3 separate regions of the Homo sapiens genome follow, and all the other regions are linked to region 3. The links are chromatin loops, found by intact Hi-C in ENCODE. Cell type or tissue: IMR-90. All regions are shown on one strand. Region 1 has its middle 56 kb from the start of MIR3166. Region 2 has its middle 310 kb from the start of TMEM135. Region 3 overlaps GRM5 (glutamate metabotropic receptor 5).

Region 1 (5,000 bases), 310 kb after region 3:
TAGCTGACATGAAAAAAAAAAATTCACCTGAGAGTAAATTCAGGACCGTATACATAAGAAGAGAAACGACATTTAGTAATAGCCCTTAAATTTGCATCACACTTTATTGTTTGCAAGCCTGTCATGTATCACACCTTCATAATACCTCACATGGGGTGGAAATGTGGGCATGGGTTACTATTCCCATTTTAGATGAAGAAACAGAATTTTCTTAGGAAAATTACAGCAACTTGGCCAAGGTTACAGCCTAATTTAAGGCAGATTGAGAAGCAGAATCCAGGATCCGACATTGTGAGGTCTTTCTATGCATGGAGCAACTTCTAACAGGCTTGTACTTTAGTAGAAAGCAGGGCTGGAGACACTGTTGGAGTAGCCACCCCAGACAGATTTCACAGCCAAGAAGACAAGACAGAGGATTTGCACACAAACTATACCAGGCCTCATAGTCGGTTTTTTGTTGGTGGAATTTCAAACATCTCACCTACTGCTTATGTATATCGTTTCATTTATTGATCTGTTTCATTGTTGATCCATTAATCTATCCATCCATCCATCCATCCATTCTTCATCGTCGTTGTCATCATCATCATTGACATTATTATTACTACTATTGAATAGCTACTTTATGAAGGTACTATGCTAGGATATGAAGTTATAAAGTCAAACAAGACCAGATCTCTGCTTTTAAGGATCTCATAGACCAAAGGAATAGATAAATATGAACAAATATTTGTATTATAAAATGGCAAATCTAAAGGAGGGGCAGGAAAAGAGTACACAGACTTAAGGATGGAACAAGCAACCACTGGGGAGTGAGAGTGTAATGTAGGGAAGGCCCCAGGATGGAGGACATACCTAAAAGGTAAGTAGTTTGAGGTAACTAAGTGGAAAGGATTTTTCTGAGGGGAAGCTTGTACTAAGGCACAGAGCTACAGCATATTTTGGTTTGTTTAGAAAAATGCATGTGTTCCTTAATTATTGGTGAGAAAAGTGTAAGAAAAGGAGGGTAGGTAGTAAGCAGGCAGGGATAGTCCAGAGTCAGAGCAAATCTCACAGCAGGAGGGACTCCAGGAACCAGGAGAACCAATTCTAGAGGTGCAAAGCTCAGTTTGAATGGGTATTATCAAAGAGAAAGTAGGAAATGTGGCAATATTGTGTGTGTGTGTGTGTGTGTGTGTGTGTGTGTGTGTGTGTGTGATGTCAGGGCTCTAGATACTGAGAATGGATAGGGAGGAGGAAAACGGTGTCAAAGGGTGTCATCTCAGACTTATCACAAGGTAGAAAGAAAAGTTGCCGGCTTTTTCAGAATTCTTAAGTATTTTTATATTAACTTCTGTCCCGTCTCCTTAATACTCTTCTTTAAGTTTTAAAATAATGTAACTACATATGGAAAAGAAGAGAAAGAAGGATATATACACACACATATCACCTATCATTTTGTTCTACAGCATTCACTGTTTTAGCAACAATATTGTGTATTTTTCTCCTGTTTTGTTTTTATGTCTGTTGTTAGAAAATTAAAGGTAAAAGAAAACAATTCTATATAATACGCCACTATGAGAAATTTTTGCCAGTTATTTCTTTAAAAATGAAAAAGAGGTAGAATACAGGGCCTAATAGTGACCCTAAGTGTGTAGTGGTTCGAATGACAGGCTTTGGAGCCAAAAAAGATCAAATACAGAATTCCAGCTCTGACATTTACCCGTTGTACAATTTATTTTTTGTTGTTCTTAACTTTTTTTTCTGAAACATTGGAATAATATTACCCAACTCACAGATTTGGTTGCAATAAATAGTAAGTTAATTCTTATATCCTTTTCTGTAAAGGTTGTAAGACATTTCTTTCCCTTTTTTTTATAAAAGTGATTTATGTTTTTATTTTGAATTTACAAATTTAGCAATGAAAATTCTAGAAGTTTAATTAATCTTTATATATGGAGCACCTCTATTTCTAGCTACTCTACCTTTTGTATAAATATATTAACTGACACAAAAGCTTTCTATCAGAAGACCAGATTTTTTCAGCTGTGAGGATAAAGTCTCATTTAGTGTTCTTTTAAAGGTAAATCTAGCTGGGAGGAATGAGATAGCATAGAAAAAGCTAACTGTTTTAAACAATTTTTGAACAGCGTTATTTTCAACAATATAACCATCCTTATTTGTTGTATCATTTCTATTTTTGAGATTGCTGCATGCAATTGTGAGATTCCCTTCTAGGACAGTGGCATGGTAGCAGGTTGTCATTGTGTAAAAGGGGTTATGATAGAACTGAAGGGACAGCAAAGCTATCAATGATCGTCTGTCATAATCAGTTTTTTTCTTACAATCATCTCATCTCAAGACCCCATAACTCCGCACTCTGATTGTGCCCATTAGGCACAGCAGATGGTACCATTTTACTCCGTGGAAGCAGTGAGCAGAAAACTTGCCTCCGACCACAACATTTGTGAGCAGAAAAACTAGACAGCCTTTTCCCCTCAGTATGCCCAAGCCCTGGCATTTAGTTGCAGTAGGCAAGTGATGTAAAAACCCTTTGATGATCTAGAAGAGGAAACATAGATACTTTTATTCTAATGCACACTGTTGTGAGCCTTGACTATGAAGCACACTTCCTCTGGCTGAGAGTGTGTGTTCACAAGCTAATTAACGTTTTCCAACCCTGCTTTGTCTTGCCATAGAAAAGATGGATCAGATATTTCTCCTGATTTTATGTAAGCTGTACATCTTTTCTGTTTATAACCATGGAAGAAAAACAATAACTGTGGCAAATGCAAAGACCTACGGCAATACACACTCTGGGTGCTGATTTGGGGCATGTTACTAAATCAATGTGTGACCTAGGCAATTCTCTTCCTTAGCTAGTTCTCAGATTTCTCCTCTGTGAGAATGAAGGGGTAGGATCACTGATTTGCTTCATCCTTTCCAGCATCAGCATCCGATGGACTAAAGTGATTAATGTTGGGCCTGTGGCAAGCGCAGATTTTATGGGGTTCCACCTAGTGGCTTTGCTCCATATTACGGTTCTAAGTGAGTATGGCATGGTTGTATAGAATAGAGGCTTTTGAGGCTACAGACCTTGCTCTGAGTCCTGACTTTGTGCTCAATATCCAAGTAAACTTGGGCAGCTTCTTAGCTCTTTGTGATTTGTTTGCTTTTCTATAAAAATGGAAAATAATACCTATTATATAAGGTGGTTATGAAGATTAAATGTTAGCACAAAACACAGGAATAAAAGTGAGGGCAGCATTATTAGATTCTAGGGAAATTAAAGTGACAGTTAAAAATAGTGACAACTGGCTGGTAGATGGGGACCTGCTCTGGGTGCATATCCATGAAACTCACTGTGCATCATATAAAGATGGCCAGCTAGACATAGGTAATATGTGCCTCCTCCTAGGAGAGGAACCAGGATAGTAAGTAGATATCAGAATAGTTGGCAGATACTCACATTTTAAACAGATCATATAGGGCACAATGCTAGGATTCCCCAGAGCAGTGACAAGAAGCACCCGAAATAGGTAAAGAGAGAGCAAGACAGCTTGCCCAGCCAGGAACCAGCTAAAAGTTAGGAGAGCCTCCTGGACATGGGGAAATAGTAAAAGAGAAACCCCCGGGGTTCCAAAATCAGCTTTTACTATCATGGCCACCAAAGAAACCCTTAACTCGTTAGGGCCTTGGGCTTGACATACAGAGCTGGCTAAAGATTGCAAAGAGATGTTTCTCCAGAAAGAGAACCCATGCAAAATTTCACAGGCACCTGAGCTTGGAGCAGCCTCAGCTGGGAGCTATCTTGAGAGCCTAGATACTGGAGATCTACAAACATGGCTGGGGCTACTGCACTGCTCCAACAAGAGAAAGAAGAGGCTGGGCACTCCCATGCACCCCTAGGAGGGTGCTTGCTGCCCTGCTGTGGGCTGCTGTGAGACTGAGATGTAAGTGGACCATATTCCCCATAGCTTCTTGCCCATACTGCTAGACTGGAAGGTACTCTGCCCACCCTGGGTCCCAGGCCCAGGGTGAGTGCCATTTTGAGAGTTTAAGGCTGAGCCATATGTCACCTTAGGCCTGAGTTCAGGCTGATGTGGTTGTAGCTGCCATCTGGCCAAGGAGGAACAAGAAGACAAAGGTATCCTATGTATATCTAAGACAATATTTACTTCCCTGCAACAGGCTGCTGTGAGATTGAGACACAAGTGGACTGTATTCTCCACAGCTTCATGCCCACACTGCCTGCATGGGAGGAGACCCACCCTCCCTGACTATAGACTCAAGGTGCCATTTTGAGAGTTTAATGCTTGGTTGTCCCCTGCCCTTGAGATGAGTTTGACTTGACATGGCTTCAGCTAATGCCCAGTTAAAGAGGTATAGGAAAGCCAGGCTTCCCAATGCACATCTAGGTCAATACCCAGTACCCTACTACGGGCTGCTGTAAGACCAAGACTCAAGTAAACTGCTTTTCCCATAGCTTCTTGCCCATGCTTCTTGCCTGAAGGGACCTTACACTCCCTGGTCACAGGCCCAGAGTGCCATTCTGAGAACTTAATACTGGGCTGTGCCCCAACCTTGGGCCAAGTTTGAGGTGACATAGTTGCAGCTGCCACCCAGCTGGGAAAGGGATAAGTGAGACAAAGCTCTCCTAAGCACAGTTAGGACAATGCTTACTGCCCTGCTACAGGTGGCTGTGGGACTGGAGACTAGCCCACCCAACCCATCACAGCTTCCAGCAACAACAACATGCGTTGCTTGGGTCCCAGTGGGTTGCACCACCATTGCTACTACCATCACCCATACCACATTAGCTACCAAGGGTCCTAAGAACCCACCCACACACTGGGACCACTGCTCTTACTATTAATTTCTAAGCAAGCCACGTGAAGGCTCAAGAATCAGTCCTCCCAGACTCACAAACACTAGAGCCAGTGTAAGTTGCTCTGGGGCCTGAAAGGACCCCACTGCTACTACCACCAGAGCCTGAAGACTGATTTAGTTGGTGTCCAGGT
Region 2 (5,000 bases), 1.2 Mb after region 3:
ACGCTCTGCAAAGTGCTTTCTCATGCATTGTCTCATTTGATCTCACACCACCTCTGGAAGGCAGCCTGGATGGAGAGGCTGGTGCCTATTTTACGGGTGCAAAAAAAGATGTTCTCTTTTCATGCCCTTTCAGGCCTGAACTCTCTGAGGCAGATGGAATTCTCCTTGAAGGCTCACCAGGAGTAGGAACCAGAAAGCTTGTTCTGCTAAACCTGGAAGATCAGCACCATGAGACGGGGAAGGTGGATGGAGGGGTGATTTGTCTAAAGTGCCAAAAAAAGGCTTTGTTCTGCTCATAGTTTGAAAAAAAAAATGTGTCCATTGCTTCTGTGGTTTCCCAACATACATTTTGGTATCACCTGGATCAAGTGTCTCCAGTGAACAGCAGGTTCTGACATCCTGACCTCAGCTCCAATCTCCTCCTCTCCAAGGGCTGGTGAAAGCCTCTAACATTCCTGTGTCCAAGACAAAAGTCCTGAGGTCTGCTTTATTTCCACTTCTCCTCAGCAGGTCCTACATTTTTTTATTTTTATTTTTATTTTTTTTTTTGAGACAGGTTCTCACTCTCACTCTCTCATCCAGACTGGTGTGCAGTGGTGCGATCTTGGCTCACTGAAACTTCCGCCTCCCAGGCTCCAGCAATTCTCCTGCCTCAGCCTCCCGAGTAGCTGGGATTACAGCTGTGCACCACTACTGCCCGGCTAATTTTTGTATTTTTAGTAGAGACAGGGGTTTCATCATGTTGGCCAGGCTAGTACTGAACTCCTGACCTCAAATGATCCACCTGCCTCTGCCTCCAAAAGTGCTGGGATTACAGGCGCGAGCCACCGTGCCCAGCCAGCAGGCCCTAAATTCTGCTAGTCGTCTTTCCTGTGCTCCAGGCTGCTCTCCTATCCTTCAGCACTAGGGCCCTAGGTGGGATTCACAGAAGGAATTATATCCCTACTCAGTGTTTACCTGACGATTATATACCCTTTCTCAGGGTTTACCTGACGAGCCAAACACTCTGTCGTCCTCACACCTGCCAGGGAAGTGCACTTCCTTTGGGGCCCAAAGCCCAGAATGGTTTGAGCAGATACAGCTTTATCTCTATTTCATGCTCTGTTGAGTTCCTCTCTTAGATGTATTTTCATCCTGTGAGTTTTCTTTGGTGGAAGAGAAGGTATTTTAAGCTTTTTTGGAGCAGAGGAGTAATTTCCTGGTTGTGATCCAGGCTCTAAATGGCTTCCTATACCCTGCCTTCCCCGCCCCAGTCCCTCCCTGCTTCCACACAGCAGACCAGGCAGAAGCCTTCCTAGCCTGGCTCTTCCTGTGTAACACATTCCCCCCAGAGCATGTGTGGATGTGGGGTGGGGAAGGATTAAGCCTCTTGTGTCCTGTGTCATAGGCCATATAAACACCTCAAAGACATCACCCCTTCCAGAACCCTGCACAGATGTGATACATATAATGCATAAGTACATGACTACATGAGGGTTCTCATCATATCCCCTTTTGTGCTTGAGTATGAAACAGACAAACTAAACCCCTCTATTTCCATGAGCTCATGAACAATTACAGTAAGAACTCCGGCTCCCAAATGAGAGCTAACAGCCCCTAACAACCTTTGACTTGGAAGTGGACTTTAAAAAGACAGTGCCAAGAGCTGTGTTACCCACTGACAGTTTAGGGACAAGGTCTGGGTGCCCACAGAGCCTAGGTGTCGAGGACGAAGGAAGCCTCTGCTGGGAAGATGAGCCTGAGACAGCTACAGAAGGAAGATGGCACATGTGGCCAGGACAGGCCCCAAAGAGGATCAGCTCGCCTGCCTGAGTACATCCGGGCATCCTCTTTGCAGAAGGCTACTCTCAATCTCCCTCCAACACATTGTGACACCCATTTTTTGCAAGTCATCTGTTGCTCAGAGGAAACGCTAGACAGTGGTTGGGCCATAATTATAAAGACAGGTAGATGTGTGACATTTCCGAGGGCTAGGCTGGGTGCAGGGAGGCAGGACAGTAGGAGGCTGCCTAGAGAAAACATTTTTTCAGATCTGGCACTCTTGGTATACACCACTGAAGGGCTGACTCTATGACTGAGAGAGCTGATGATTCACTTGTGCCCCGTCTGATCTGGGACTTAGACCTTCTCAGCACTTCCTGCCAACCCGACTAATGGCCAGATGGGCTGCCTAGGAGAGGGGCATCGCCCAATCTGCAGGAAACAGTAATTACAAATCAATGTTTGTGGGACCTGACTGGGGTCGAGCCTGCAGAAGCTGGGTTTGTGGCCAGTCGAGGGATCCTGCCAGCCTAGGGTGCCAACGTTCTAGGGTGCCAACGTGGGGCAGGGCTGAACACCAATCTGGCCAGGCAAGCGTCAGCAAGCCAGATCCTGCACTGAGCCTGAGCCCAAGCCCGCGGGTTGCTCTCCGACTAGCGCTCGTGGAACACGGGTGCCACCTAGTGGCCAGATCTGGCATGACTGGCCCCCAGAGGTCCCAAGGAACCGCCTGTGCGGCGGGGATCACGATAGCCACCACTGCATGACAGTAATGACGTCAATACTATATCAACACCACGCATCTTTCCAGCCATCCTGCCCTCTGCCCTAAGCCTTTGTTCAGGCTGATCCCTCTGTCATCATAATCGCATTAATTACAATAGTAAGAGTAGCATCTCCATCAAAAAGAACAAGACTCTCCACCATGTATTGGGCACTTACTTTGTGCCATACACTATGCTAGGCACACGGATTAGAAATTACCAAGCTAAGGTCCCTTCCTTCATGGGACCCATATGCTCAGATATTTGCAATTAACCAAAATCTAAGACATAGTGGCAAAATAGATTCAACAACCTGCAGGGGCAAAGATGAGGTGACAAGTCATTGAATATCAGGAGCTGGTTTTTAGGTGTCATCAAGGGTGCAAAGGATGGGTAAGATTTCAGTAGGTGACAAAAGGGAAAACATTCCGAGCAAAGGAATGGGACAGTGAAAACAACGGGTCCAGGAAACAGCAAGTGTAGCTGCCAAATATTGTGTATGTGGAGGGGGGGGGGTACAGGGGGGTACCAGGACCCAGAAACGGTTGGAACTTGAAGTTATGATAACCTGTGATGTAAGCCAGTTTCTGGGTTTGAACTTTTCTTCTGAGGCCTAAGATAAGCCACTGGAAGGTTTGAAACAAGAATATCGGTTGTTTCTTAAAGATCTATTTAAGAGGCCAGTGTGCAGAGATTGGTTAGGAAAAATGGCTGCAGCATTTGTTACAACATAATTCACTCAACATCCAACAGAAAATGACAAGCCTGTTATGAGCCAGATGCTGTTCATACAAAAATCTCTTCTCTCGTGAAACCCACATTCTGGAGTTTGATGAGAGAGTGGGTAGGAGGGATAGAGAGGAAACAGATGGAAGATATTGCAGAAGTTGAATCTCCAGGACTTTGATGGCCAAAGAGGAAGAAAGAGGAAGGAGTAAAAGATGTCACCTAAATGAGAAAGAGAGAAGTAAAGCCACCTGATGCTGGAACTGAAAGAAAAGGGCAGGTCTGTGGGGAAAGGAAATGAGTCTGCTTTGGTAATCAGTTGATTCAACAAGCAACTCCAAAGCAAAAACTCTGAGTCCACAAAATCAACATTACATTACAACGACCCACCTCTCCCATCCCATGAAAATTGAGACTAGGTTTACTGCCATTACAGGTTAAAACTGTGCTGAATTAGTTGTCAAATACAAATCTCTATAAACAGAAAAGGAGCGTTCTCTTGGAGAGAAAACGAACCTTTCAAGATCCAAAGAGGAATGATGGCCTGCCTATGACAAAGCCGATCATAATCCCCAAAGACACAATCCTGAATGCCATAATCCCGAATGTTGAAATCTCAAAAGATAAAAATCCAGAAAATATAACTCTGACAAAAAAAAATGTGTTAATTCTTTAAAAGATATTTATATTTTTTAGGGAGGTTTATTTGAAAAACATATAAAAACATGATAGAACACTTCATAGGCCACCTTTTCACAATGAACTAGGTAATAACAAAGTCCATAGTTGTGCAAGCATAAACATTCAGGTATATTAATGAGAGTCTCAGAAGTATAATGGTTATGACAGACAAATTATATTCATAAAGAAACAGCTCAAAAAGGGAAATGCATAAACACATATCACCAAGCTTTATAACTGCAGTTGTCTGAAATACCATGACAGACAACCTAAGGCTTTTGACAAGTTTAATCCAAAACCGCGATGGGTCACCACTGCATATGCAGTCACCCACAGAGCTGAGATCTCAAGAAATTTTATCTTTCACAAATGCTCATGTACAAAAAGGACATCTCTTCACTTATTGAGGAAGTTTCAATGTTTTTACATACATGCACAATGTTTACACACAAAGTCGATGTTGTGATAATATACTTTCATGGAGTCAAACTTGCAAAAAAAGAAAAGCACAAATTAGAACTCTCTAAAAGAATGTACACAACTTAAACCTCTGGTATTAGAAGTGATGTGAAAATGAAACACATAGCGTAGTGAATTGGCAATATTTGTGGAGAGGCAGAAGTTGTACATAATTGAATATCCTGGCAGGGGAGATTTGTATTTTTCATCTGCATTTTCACTTCTTGTATGATCTTCAAAACATTAGCTACACTTGTATTTGTTGAGTGGTTGTGGTCTACAAATTTTGTAAGTATATGCTGTCCATTTGAAGGTCTGGTTACTGCTTGGCCATTGCAATTAAGCAATTTTCTGCTTCTGAAGCACCAATAATAATTCACTTTTAAACTTTTCTTTCACCATTAAGTAGCCTCATATACTTTTTTGTGAGTGAACAATCTCACAGATCTCTTCCATTGTGTCAGAAGGAATATAGTAAGAAGGAATGATATCTGGCTTCCCTAATACCACATCTGTATTCATTAGGGTTCTCCAGAGAGACAGAATCAATAGGATATGTACACAGATAGGACAGGGATTTACTAGAAAAACTGGTTCATGCAATTACAG
Region 3 (5,000 bases):
TTCAATTTAACCTTATGCTTCTCCTCAGCATTAATCTTCTGCATAAACCAAGCTCCCTCACCACTCAAATTGTTCTTGTACATTGCTGTTTCTACAAAGTAAATTCATTGAATTTACAGAAATTCATTTACATGAATCTCATTAGCATGAAATTTATCCCCACGCATCAAGCTTACACCACGTACAAAGTCTTTCTTCACTATCTAGTCTACAGAAGTTTTGAACACATAGGGCCCATATTAAGACTTTACCATTCACTGAAATGGCTATGAACATATATATGTGTATACATCTTCCTAAAAGAAAACTCCATTTAGCCAAATTCCAAGCAAACTGCAACAAAAGTTTTAACATATATAATTATTAAACATAAAGCAAAGCAAAAGTCATTGTAATAGAGGACAATTCTGGGGAACTTTAGCTATAATTTAATATCTTGACTTTACTCATTAGCACATTCAGTAACTATTCATTGAGAATATGCTGTGTGCCAGAAACTGTTCTATGCTTTGAGGATAAAATGAAGAACAACCTAAAATCTCAGCTCTCAAAGAACTTCAACTATAGTCAGAGAGAATGCCAATAAAACATAAACAAATACATAGTATTAATTGTCATTAAAAAAAGAGAAGCAAGATGAGGTATTACAGTGAAATTGATTTGGGACTAATTTTAGATATGTTTAGATACAGTGTCATGAACAGCCTTCTGAATAAGTTAAAGAGAAGGAAGAATGAAGCGAGAAAATAAGACACACAGAGTTCTGGGAGGTGGAGGTATGTATCCCAAGCAAAGACAGCAACAACCAAAAAGATCTTAAGGCAGGAAACAGATTTTCATTTTAGGAGACTAGCAAAAACTCCATTGTGATTAAAGTAAAATGAGAAAAGGAGAGAATGACAACAGAAAAATGTGGACTGGTATTTGGGGATCAGACTAGGTGAGGATTGGGGATCAGACAATATACAAAATATATATTTTGTATATTGTCCTGAATGTGATAGGAAGCTTCGGAAGCTTTGAGAAGAGGAGTTACATCATAAGATTAATATGTTCAAGATATCTTTCTGGTTTCTGTAGATAGAATAAAATTTAGAGTGACAAGAAGAGAAGAGGGAAATCAGATGTCCATTGCAACAGGATAGGTGAGAAATCACGATGGTTTCAACTAGAATGTATAATGATGAAACTTAATAACTGATTGAATGTTGCGTATAAAGAAAAGAGAATACTTAAAGATGGGTGCTAGATTTTACCTTTGTGAATGGAGGATTTGGACCTGTGTAATTCAACCTCAAGGAGAAGAGGTTTGAAGGGTAAAATTGATAACTAAGTTTGGACATGTTTATATTATGTCCTATGAGCTCAAAGAAAGGTTCAGACTAGAGAATCAAAGGGTGGGGGAGGGGGGGCCAACTGCATTTGATAATAATAGGACTAAATTAGAAATAATTTGGATTGGGGTGGGTAAGGTAAAAGAGAATAGGTTTGAAGAAATATGTGTTTGTTTTTGGAACTATTAAATTTAAAATTTCTAAGAGACATCTAAGTGAACAAGTCCAGGAAACTGCAAGAAAATTGGACCAATAATTAGGAGAGTTTGGGGTTTGTTTGTAAGCACAATTTGGAAGAACCAAGAACAGAGCCCAGAGACTAGATAAATAAAGAAAGTCCAAGAACTGAGACCCAGATACAAGTGATAGCATGACAGGAAAAATGTGTTTCAAAGATGAAGAAGTAGTCAATAGTTCCAGTTGCAGATGAGTCAGGTTAGATAGAGTTAAGAGTCATCATTGGGTATGGAAACCAGATGTTGGTTGAGGGTTTAGCAAAAAGCAATTTCAGGTCCCATCTCTTTGAGGAAGTTTTTTGTCTCCCAAAGGCCCAGGCAAAGATGTAAATCAATGTTCATTCGTCAAATAGAACATTCTCATTAGTTGGCTACCGGATTCTATAGTGCAAACCTTAATATAATGTGCAAACTATCAAGATGCAGGTGTGATACTCATAGCCAAGGATTTCGTTGGTACCAAGAGCACTGAGACCCTGTGGTAGCCTCTTCCAGCCTCCTCTTGTAATGAGTTTCAGTTCTTGACAGACTTCTTGCTTGCTTATGCCCAAGTTTAATGTTCCTAAATCAACTGCATTATATAGCCACACATTTTATACTGGGGACTGTAGGAGCAGGAAAAGGAGCACTGAGGCTTTGCAGCACTGTCATGACACTCCTACACTAGGACTGTATTGCCAAGTGCAGATCCAACTGGGCCCTGAGAAGTGTGTGATGAACAAGGCCCCCTAGAGGGCAGCAGAGCCTCACAGGAGTGGGGAGAAAGCCCAAAACAGAGGTTAGTGGGGAGTTTCACTCAAGGAGACACAAGGAGGCAATGCACACATTTACGGAGAATGAAGTTAAGCTTTGTGAAATGAAGGAAGTCCGTAATACAAGGAGTAGAAAAGTCTAAAATGTGAACCAGACAGCAAACACAAGGCTGGGCTAGGAAAGAAAAGAGTGACCAGAAGTCAGTCACAGGAAAGCAAGGCTTGTCTGCTCAGTGAATGTTATGACCCAAGCAATCATAATAAACAGGTACCATTTCACCATTTTCCTAGTCTGTTTTGTGTTGCTATAAGAGAATACCACGGACTGGGTAACACTATTTAAATGAAATTTATTTCTCAGTTCTGAAGACTGGGAAATCCAAGACCATGGCACCAGCATCTGGGGAGGGTCATCCCATGGTGGAAGGGCAAGAGAGCATGTGTATGTGTATGTGTATGTGTGTGTGTGAGAGAGAGAGAGAGTGAGAGCAAATGGGAGACAAACTTATCTTTTTACCAGGAGCCAACTCTCCCAATAACTAACCCACTCCCATGATAACAACATTAATCCATTCGTGAGGGCAGAGCCCTCACAAAATCACCCCTAAATGTCCCACCTCTTAATACTGTTACACGGCAATTAAGTTTTCAACACGTGAACTTTTGGTGACATTTTCAAGCTATAGCAACCATGTTATCTGCTATGGGCTAGATGATAGGTTAGGCACTGGAGATATAAAAATGAATACAATACCATCCTTCCCCCAGATAACTTTTCTCTTCATAATAAATTCAGACTCATAAAAAATAATGTTAGTAAGGAAGTATAGATAACTCGATCCTTTGTGGGTATACAAAAAGGGAAATAATGATGAGAGAGGACAGGAAAGGCCTCAAAAAAAAAAAAAAAAGGATAACATGATGGTATGGGTCCTGGTTGTGGGTTTTTTTTTTCCTCTTCTCTGATTTCTCTATGTCTTCCCTGAAATAATATTTTTCTTTCTCATTTATTTATTCTCTCATTCAGCACTTTTTTTATTATTGAGTCTTGCCAGGCCCCACTCACTGTTGTGGGCACTGGGATACATACATGGTCCCTGCCTTCAGAAACCTTCTGCTATTTTATTTGTGGTGAACGTGACAGTCACAAGCAAGGCAGTCAGCTTGCACCCATTTGTTTCTTCCAATGACACATTCTGCACCCTGCCCTCTTCCTAGGCTTGAAGGAGAAAGCTTAAACGGTCAGCTCTACAAGGCCCCATGTGAGAAAGAAAGGTAACAGATAAAGAATATCATGTCTTTTCACTTAATCAGCTCTTATCGCTTATGCAGTTAACAAATAGTTGTTGTGCACAGTGTGCCAAGCTTGTGCCTCTCAGGCCAGGGTAAGTTCAAATTACACCACGGCATTTTCCATTTTAGTTCTAGGAGATTTATTTTTTCATTCTAGGACACCTAGGTGTTATTAACCTTTTTTGAAATGAAGTCTTGTTCTGTCGCCCAGGCTGGAGTGCAGTGGCCCAATCTCAGCTTACTGCAACCTCCACTTCCCGGGCTCAGGTGATTCTCCTGCCTCAGCCTCCTTTGTAGCTGGGATTACAGGTATGTGCCACCATACCTAGCTAATTTTGTATTTTTAGTAGAGACGGGGTTTCACCATGTTGGCCAGGCTGGTCTCGAACTCCTGACCTCAGGTGATCCACCAGCCTCTTCCTCCCAAAGTGCTGCGAGTACAGACATAAGCCACCAAGCCCGGCAGGTGTTATTATCTTTACCATGAGTTTAGTGTGCTCTATTTGTTTGTCTATGACAGCCAATGTTTATCATCCCCATTGGATTCTAAGCTCCTTGAGTTGAGAGGCTGTGAAATGTATTTTCTGGATGTCAAGTAGAAAACCAAGTACTATGCCAGGTATCTAGAAAATACACAATATATGTTTAAGTATATCATTTACAAACAGAAGAACCTAGCTTTGAATTCCAACATCAACATTTATAAACTTTGTGACCAATAGATCTCTTTTAAACAGGATCATCAATACCCCTCCCTAGGGTTGTAAAGAGACAATGTTTGAAACAATGTTTAAAAAGCTCTGAGTATAGTGCCTGTTACGTATGCTTGCTCTTCCTCTTTCTCTTCTTTATTCTTTGCCCTCTACTTGATTTTTGTTTGTTTGTTTTTTCCTTTTTAGCCATGCCTTTGGTAATTTTGGTTATTTTCTTTAATCTAGTGTTCTACAATACAAGCCTCAGTGTTCAACAGCCCAAATATGAGTCCTGGCTTTGCCTCATCTAACTGTGTGACTTTCAGCAAGCTACCCAGCCACTCTGTGCCTCAGTTATTTTTATCGGTGAAAGGGGGATAATAATAGTACATATCTCATAGTGTATTAGTCTGCTCTCACCCTTCTATAAAGGTACTACATGAGATTGGGTAATTTATAAAGGAAAGAGGTTTAATTGACTCCCAGTTCCACATGGCTGGGGAGGCTTCAGGAAACTTACAATCATGGCCAAATGTTAAGCAGGTACCTTCTTCACAAGGGAGCAGGAGAGAGAAGAGAAAGCTAAGGGGGAAGAGCCCCTGTAAAACCTTTAGATCTCACAAGAAGTCACTCACTATCATGAGAAGAGCATGGGGGAAACTCCCCCTCACGATCCAATCACCTCCCTTCCTC

What was found. A loop is a pair of places that touch in the nucleus more often than their neighbours do. Peaks named below come from ENCODE experiments on the same cell type or tissue, not always from the same donor. Only the 100,000 strongest peaks of a DNase experiment are listed, where the experiment ranks them.
Region 1: it touches region 3 in a loop (9-fold over the local background); 56 of 110 quality-filtered maps call a loop at or near these places.
Region 2: it touches region 3 in a loop (20-fold over the local background); 53 of 110 quality-filtered maps call a loop at or near these places.

What each region holds. Positions count from the first base shown.
Region 1 is chr11:88,230,073-88,235,072 of GRCh38, reverse strand. No RefSeq gene overlaps it. Among named protein-coding and RNA genes, the nearest start is that of MIR3166, 56 kb to the right of the region's middle. In IMR-90, a CTCF peak has its summit at 2,994 (motif pointing left); no DNase peak of the experiment used is centred here.
Region 2 is chr11:87,350,372-87,355,371 of GRCh38, reverse strand. No RefSeq gene overlaps it. Among named protein-coding and RNA genes, the nearest start is that of TMEM135, 310 kb to the right of the region's middle. In IMR-90, a CTCF peak has its summit at 2,445 (motif pointing left); DNase peaks (open chromatin) are centred at 2,121 and 2,401.
Region 3 is chr11:88,541,867-88,546,866 of GRCh38, reverse strand. The region is part of intron 8 of GRM5 (glutamate metabotropic receptor 5); the gene reads left to right. Among named protein-coding and RNA genes, the nearest start is that of GRM5-AS1, 40 kb to the right of the region's middle. In IMR-90, a CTCF peak has its summit at 2,331 (motif pointing right); a DNase peak (open chromatin) is centred at 2,346; H3K27ac peaks cover 606 bases.